2 separate regions of the Homo sapiens genome follow, and region 2 is linked to region 1. Evidence: chromatin contacts called from ENCODE Hi-C data. All regions are on one chromosome and are shown on one strand. The core of a region is the stretch at or near the end of the contact, and the rest is flanking DNA. Distances in the headings are between cores, read along the strand shown. Region 1 overlaps SHROOM3 (shroom family member 3). Region 2 overlaps SEPTIN11 (septin 11).

Region 1 (4,040 bases), core at 718-3,217:
CCTTGTCTCATGGAAACTGGGAAATGAGCTTCTGGAATTCAGACCCAGGATCTGGCTGCATTCCAGAAATAAATATACATGTTGGGCGTTGAGATAGACAATTAAAAGAATAGGAGAGTGTGCAAACTTTTGAGAATGAGAAGGCAGAAAATAGACTCTTTTCTCTCATGCTTTGCTTTTGCTTTTGTTTATTTTTTATATTTTTACTTTTGAGTATCAGCTAGTGAGTAGCAGGGCAAAAACAAGGCAGCCATTGATCTAAGTGTAAGGCAGCAGGAGGAAGGTTAAGAGAATGAGTGTTATTCTTTAGGACTACATTCATAGTTGCATGGTGTTGCTCTTGGCTCAAAGTCTACAATTAAATCAGTTGTTGGCACTCCCTTGAAAGCATTACTATCACAGTTTCCCCTACATATGTAAGTCAATAAATTTGACCTTTAAGAAGGACAGTTGGTGTAGACCCCCTCCACTGGGCCAACACATATTGCAAATTTCTGAACTCAGGCCCTGCAAAGTACTACTGCCACCTTGCTTCTTTAACAGAGAAGGCAAAATAAACAGAGGAGGATTCCATGGTATAAAAAAGAAAAAAATACATTATTTATATTTAAATAAATAAAATTATTTATAGAGCATTATTTATATGTGTCAGTCTGCTGTGGGTCAGGTACTATGTTAGATTCTTTTATTTATTATTTTGTGGAATGAGATTTGTTTTTATATATGAGGAAAGAGGTTTTTCATAAAAGATGGAGCCAAGATTTAAAGCTAACTCATTTCATTCATTAGTTATCATATTTAGTCAACACATCATTTATTGAGTGCCTAAAATCTGACAGCACTGGGAAACAACAGAAGATGAGGTCACTGCACCCTAAAGGAGCATGTTCTCGTTTTTTCTTCTTATACCACTGCAACTGACCCGTCCACATTTCCTCACCTTCATTTCTGTGTGCATTGGCTGGACTTCCAGCTGTCAGCATCTGCAATTCTTTGCTTGGAAGCCCTTTGCCACAGTAATGACACCAAGAGCAACCCTCCATGACCAACTGGAGTTGGTACGTAAGCAGCTTAGTTCTTTCATCTCTCAGATGGGATGACTCTAAGGTGTATGTTTTCCACTAGCACCTAGAATTTCTTCAGAATCCAACTCCAGTTGCCCACAGTTGTAGCTGGCTTGATCAAACATCTATGTCAGCTGCCTTCCCTTTTCTACCTCATGTTCCCACTTCCTTGTCAGCTTTCTTTACCCCCAGGTAAACTACTTGCATTTGAAGTCTTGTCTCAGGGTCTGTTTCTGAGGAAATCCAAACTAAGATGACCACCATTTAGAGAATGCTTACTAAGGGATAGCCAGACCCTAAAGACTAATGTAGATCTATCTGTTTCCAAAATCTGTGATCTTTGGAGCATTGCACTGTACTATGGAATTCAAGCGGAAGGAATCCCATAGAATCTTACACTTAATCTTTTCTTGGGTACTAAGGAAAGTGGAAATCCATCCCTAGACAGGATATTTTGTAGTTCTCTCTTTCGGTCTTCACCCTCTCATGGGATGGGTGTGTTTTCTCTTTTCTCCACAGAATTGACTGAAAAGTCTCATTCTGCTTTTATCATCACTTCATTTCTCTGAATGAATCAAGCATCTCTGAATGAAATCAAGATTTTCTCCCTCCCGTCTGAGAGTAGGATCCACTCTCTTGTTCTATAGGTTCTCTTTTGTTCTATAGGTTAAGGGTTAAGGAAAATGTGACCCCCTTGAACAGAATAGATAGAGAAAATTATTCATTTGGGGATCTCTGAGGAGAGAAATTCTTTTCTAGAATTTTATTTATATTGCTTCTTTTCTTACTCAACTTATACTACAACATAGACTAAAAAGAAAAGTGGATACATAACTGTTTTTTTAAGTCCAGAATATTTGACAATATAATGTGGTAATGGTGTGAAGTTTTACACCTAAGCAGGCAATAGAATATGACACAGTTTCCGACCTACCCTGCCCTTGAAATAACAGAATAACTTTTTAACACTAACATGCGTTTCCTTGAATAACTTGTACCTCTGCCAAATTCCACACAAGAAGCTTCTTTTCTTCAGGGGCTGCTTCCCCACAATGTGAATATTCTTTGACTCACTATGTTGTCCATTTCCAATTTCCTTGTTTTTTGCTTGAGTTCACTGAAGACTGACAAACAGTAGCTTCACGTGACAGCCATTAGTCTGCTTTAAACCTCAGCTTGATCTTGAATGGATAGAATAATGAATAGATTTTGTGTCATATAATTCATGTTGTCAGTTATATGAAATTGGCAGTTAAAGAGAAACTAAATATGCTTCCAGTCCTCTCTTTTCTAAATTCATATTTGAATATAATAATGTGAAAGGCATTGTTCCTTCTTTTAGTTAAAGCATTTTTGTAGCAGTCTGAACTGTGAATAATAGAGAAACATATGCTCTATTAAAAAATAGAAGGTGAGGAAGATAAGTGTTTTACTCTTTGTATTAAGAATTAACAAGTGGTTTTAAAAATTGAGCTTGTATGTGTGTGTGAGCACAGGGAGGGGTATTTCATCATAATGAGGGAGGCCTTGGCAACTTAGTGTTCGTTTTAACTCCATTGATTGCCGAACACATTCATGCCTGCTCTAGCTCCAGGGAGGCTGTGGAACAGGAAATAAGAGATTCAAAAAGCAGCACAGAAGAAAATCATCTCCTCTCCTTCCATCTCCCAAGCAGAGAAAAATATGCTTTCTTTTTTGTCAAAATTGCTTGGTTTGTCCTATTATGCTGTCATTTCAGAGAGATTAAAAGTATACTTTTTCATACATTGCAAGTGGGAATGTAAAATGGTGCAGCCACTTTGGAGAAACAGATGGCCATTTCTTAAAATATTAAACATAGAGTTACCATATCACCCAACAGTTCTACTCTGAAGTATATACCCAGCAGAAATAAAAACATATATCTGTACAGAGACTCATACTCAAATGTTCATAGCCTCATTGTTCACAATTTTTCATAAATAGAAAAAATCCAAATGCCCATCAACTGAATAAACAAAATGTGGTATAGCCATATAATGGAATACTATTTGGCAATAAGAAGGAACTGAGTTACAACATGTATGAACTTTGAAAATATTATGCTCAGTGAAAGACACCAGACACAAAGGAACATATTTAACTCCACATATATGAGATACCCAGAAAAGGCAATTCTAAAGGGACAGAAAGTAGATGAAAGATTGCCTAAGGCTATGGATAGGAATAGAGAGTGACTATAAATGGGTACAAGGTTTCTTTTTGAAATAATGGAAATGTTCTGAAACTAGGTGTTCTGAAAGTAGATAGTTGCCAACTCTGTAAATATAGTAAAAATCAATGAATCATAAAGAAAAACACTACTTCTATTCTGGTAACAAAAATTAGAAGAACAAAAAAAGACAGAAATTATAGTAAACCACAAAGTAAATTATTACCCACCATGTTAACCATTTAGTATTGATTTTTTTTTTTTTGAGATGGAGTTTAGATCTTTTGCACAGGCTGGAGTGAAGTGGCACAATCTTGGCTCACAGCAACCTCTGCCCCTGGGTTCACGCCATTCTCCTGCCTCAGCCTCCTGAGTAGCTGGGATTACAGGCACCTGCCACCATGCCTGGCTAATTTTTGTATTTTTAGTAAAGATGGGGCTTCGCCATGTTGGCCAGACTGGTCTTGAACTCCTGACCTCAGATGATCCACCTGCCTCAGCCTCCCAAAGTGCTGGGATTACAGATGTGAGCCACTGCACTCAGCCAGTATTGATTTAATTAACTGAAATTTAATATAGTAGAGGAAAATAACCAAAATGAAGCTCTAAAGCATGTCACAGAGTCCTAATTATTCAAAGAATCATAAAGATGTGATTTACACCATTCAATAAACTGCAAAAAATTTGTGCAGAATCAAAGAAAGCAGGCACAACAACGTATATTCTTAATTATTTCATTTATATAAATTTTTAAAACCAGTCATTGGTGAAAGAAATCAGACCAA
Region 2 (4,040 bases), core at 1,511-4,010, 550 kb after region 1:
CTCCATGCCTTCCCGTAGTTGACGCCATGGTATTGATGACTTTTATCCTTCATAGTCCTACATTTACATCTGTCCTAGCTCTACTACTACATTGTAAAACCTCTTAAGGGTCGGAACTGCAGTGTTCTTCAATGAATTATAAAAATAACTTATTTTAGCTTTCTTAGTGCTTTGAGCAGTGGGTATTTTTGAATGAACAAATAAATAATTGTATCTAAGAGGATATGTTCTAAAAAGAGAAAAGTGAAATTGTCAAGTGAAAAACAAGTTTATTTTATACCATAAAGGTTAGTCATAATCCATTTCAAGATGGAGTGGGCTATAGAAATTACCTAATTACAAATCCTTACTAGGTAGATTAGCAAATGCAGGGCTAAATCAATTAAGGTCTTATAGTTACTTACTTAGTGGTTCTGTGTTGGCACTTTCTTTTCAAAAATGGTTAAAACTAAGCATTATATTATAGGTTTCATGTGCCATCACTACAAAAATCATATTTGGTCTTGGCATTGCCAGGATCAGCGAAAATATACTTGGAGCTACTTTGCCAGTTCTAATTCTCAATTTCCACCTCTTAAGGTTGCCAGAGAATCATGGTTTCAGAGTATTTTTTTCCTTCTATTTTAATGTATTGGATTTTTATAACAGCTGAAATAATTATGCTGTCTGGGGCTACCTGGGAACTTAATATTCAGTTCATGAGATAAATTTCAGTTTCATGAGATAGCAATGACTATGTTCGACAACTCTGGAACCTGACTTCCTGGGTTCCAATTTCAGCACCTTGACTTTACTAGTTGGGAAACCTTGGGCAAGTTACTAAACGGTGCCTCTGTTTTCTCATCTGTAAATTGAGTTTGGGTAACAATGTAACTAATTTATAGAATTATTAAGAGAGAGAAATTAGGGCTTTTCTGGAGCATTGGAAGGGATAAATGTTAGCTGTTATTATCATGATGGAATTCCAAATAGCTTGAGCAGCTTTTCAATCAGTATTTTCCTTTTATTGGTCAGAAGAATGTTTGGTGAAATTTTCCCCAAGATTTCATAATAAAGACAATGATGGAGGTATAATTTTATTGGGATCTGGAAGATTTGGATATGTAAACACTGGCTGTAAGGGCCTTTCACATAGAGGAAATAATGTGAGTAAATTCTGATGGGAAGAAACCTGGGTTTGTCCCAAGAAGAGTGGTCATTTAATTTAACTGCAGTGTAAGGTGCTCCCTGGGGAGAAGTGGGAGGTTCAGTAGGAATGGAGACTTGAGGTTAGCCCATGGGGCCCTGAAATGACAGGCCAAGGAGTTTGGATTGGGGACCTTGAGTACCGAGATCCCCTTGATGGCAAGGTGGAGGGAGGAAGTATTAGAGAGGGTGAGATCAAGTCAGGGAGGCCAGTTGGGAGGCTGTTGAATTAGTAGGAATAGAAATGTGGAGGATGTAGTATTGATAAGACTTCAGAGTTGATGGTGGGAGGGGAGCTGGTCTCAAGCATGGCTAAGTACTGTTAACAGAAATAGGGAACTCTGGAGAAGGGGCGAGTTTGGGATAGAGGAATATGATTTCAGTTTCATGAACATCAAGTTTGAAGTACAGATGGGACAACCCAAGAGAAGTGTTCCTCTGATAGAAATTCAGAACTGGATGCCAAGCAGAGTTCAATATTAGAGATAAATTCAGAGAGTCGTTTCCAGATGTGTTAGTGTTAACGACATGGAATATATGCAGTTCCCTGAAACTGGGCCTGGAGACTCAAAAAAGACCCCTCAATCCTTGGCTTGTGGTAGCTAAGGGAAGAGCTATAAAATGCTGGACTGGAGGGATGCGGTTCAGCTGCTGTGCTGGAGGCACTGGGTAAGGTGCTCAGAGCTGCCCTGTGCATGTCCTCCAGTGCCGTTCTCTCCAGTTTTTAAGCCTGTTCATAAACCAGAGAAGGAACTTCTTTTTCCCTTTCCCCCATCACATACTGATGGGCAGTGACTCTCAGGTTTCCTTTAATACTGGGCAGAGAATTAGGCTCAAATTATGAAATGTAAAAACTGTATTATAAAATTTACATATTCTATATTACAGTGTTAGAAGACAGACTCTAAAGATACAACTTTAAATTTCAAAAATGTCAAGACCAAACTGTTTTATAACCCTTCATTTTGTATGTGGTTTTCAATGGGTATAAAAATACTTAGTGGGTGTGTGGGTGGCTTCTCGTGTTTTGGAAACGGTGAGAATATGAGATGCTGAGCTTTGGGTTCTGGGATGAGAGCTATAATTACTAACTCTGATTCTTTCCCAGGATTGGTTCATAGGTGGATATCTGGTATCTAAAAACCCAGCGATCCAGAATCCAGAGCAATAAACCATTCTCCCCTCCCCCTGAAATTAACAGAATTATGTGGCGGTGGAGAGAGGGAATGTGGGATGATAGTTCTGCCCTGCGTTGTCTCTTTCATACCGTTCACGAACGGTTGAAGTCAGTGATGTAGCAGAAATGAAGGCTGGTGCCATGGCTTCTCCTAGCCTGATACACAACAGCTACTGCACAGCTAGGTGGAAAGAGTTCTAAAAATAACCCAGGACTCATTTCAAACCCTCCTCCCCCAAGTCTTGGCGGATGTGGTAAACACCTTAAAAACACCTGCTGTCTGAACCTTTGAGGTATCTAAAGAGGAAGGGGCAGGTACAAGGATTGGGGCTGGAAGAAGTACAGTATTGTTGGAAGGCTTGCCCAGCTACAAGGACTGCTGCCCACTGGGGCCTGCCCTCGAAGCTGTTTGGTGAGCTGCCTACCATGCCATCCTGGTCAAGGATAAGTGCCTACTCTTGAGTCTCATATTCACTGTTGGCAGGTTTCAAGGAAACTATTCATAGACTAGACATCTGTTGTCTGTCCCATTGACCTCAAATCTGCAGCTGCCACCATGGTATTCAGGCAGTGTGGTGGCTTTTAGTCTTATTTCACAGAATCAGAATTTTAGAGCTGATATGGACTTTAGACATTTTATTATTAATAAAACCATTGAAGTCCTTTAAAATCACTGCATTTCTGGAGTCACATTTCTGTGCCTATATAGTGACCACAAACATTTGAAATGGGGTCTTAGTCCTTGCTTGTTAAAAGAAATCACCCTCTTGATTATGTAACATAAAAATAGGATGATGAAAACCAGTCTTTTGAAAACATTGACTAAGTGATCCTGTACAAAGCTTTTTTTTTTTTTTTTTTTTTTTTTTTTAAATAAAATGGAACATTGAAGCTGGGAGTGGTGGCACATGCCTGTAGTCACAGCTACTTGGGAGGCTGAAGCTGGCTGAGCCCAGGAGTTTGAAGCTGCAGTGAGCTATGATCACACCACTGCACTCCAGCCTGAGTGACAGTGCAACCCTGTCTCTAAAAAAAAAAAAAAATGGCTGGGTGTGGTGGCTCATGCCTGTAATCCCAGCACTTTGGGAGGCCGACGCGGGCAGATCACGAGGTCAGGAGTTCAAGACCAGCCTGGCTAACATGGTGAAACCCTGTCTCTACTAAACATACAAAAATTAGCTGGGCGTGGTGGCGCGTGCCTATAATCCCAGCTACTCGGGAGGCTGAGGCACTAGAATCACTTGAACCTAGGAGGCAGAGGTTGCAGTGAGCTGAGATCGTGCCACTACACTCCAACCTGGCGACAGAGTGAGACTCCATCTCAAAAAATAAATAATAAAAATAAAAATAATAAATAATAAAAATAAAAATGGAGCTTTGAGGATCATTTTCTCACCTGGACTCCAGTATTTTGAATATAAAGTTCATTGACAACACAGCCAGAACACTAGGAGTCCTGTCTCCAAGGAGAAGACTTTCAGTGTCTAATTTCTGAAATTGCAAACCATAACCATGATATTATAACTGAGGGACTGTAGCTGATCTCTGCATCTTGAGAAAAAAAGGTTTCACAGATTATCTCCAACACCCACGGGATGCATTCAAAGTTGTGGGGGCAGCCAGTACCATTTTATATAACAGCATAAATCACCCAGTGATTTTACTTTAGCTTCCAGCC

The links. A loop is a pair of places that touch in the nucleus more often than their neighbours do. Pooled maps may share reads with other maps.
Region 2: a map with no recorded cell type shows a loop between it and region 1 (6-fold over the local background). The contact joins two enhancer-like sites. A Hi-C loop is called at or near these places in 1 of 37 single-sample maps with no recorded cell type and 1 of 50 pooled maps.

What each region holds. Positions count from the first base shown.
Region 1 is chr4:76,447,449-76,451,488 of GRCh38, forward strand. The region is part of intron 1 of SHROOM3 (shroom family member 3); the gene reads left to right. Among named protein-coding and RNA genes, the nearest start is that of SHROOM3, 14 kb to the left of the region's middle. Within about 2 kb of position 1,968, at least 3 of the 41 ENCODE cell types and tissues checked have a DNase peak (open chromatin) inside an H3K27ac peak, as active enhancers do.
Region 2 is chr4:76,991,696-76,995,735 of GRCh38, forward strand. All of the region lies in intron 1 of SEPTIN11 (septin 11), which reads left to right. Among named protein-coding and RNA genes, the nearest start is that of SEPTIN11, 44 kb to the left of the region's middle. RefSeq lists an enhancer at 2,716-2,865. Within about 2 kb of position 2,761, at least 5 of the 41 ENCODE cell types and tissues checked have a DNase peak (open chromatin) inside an H3K27ac peak, as active enhancers do.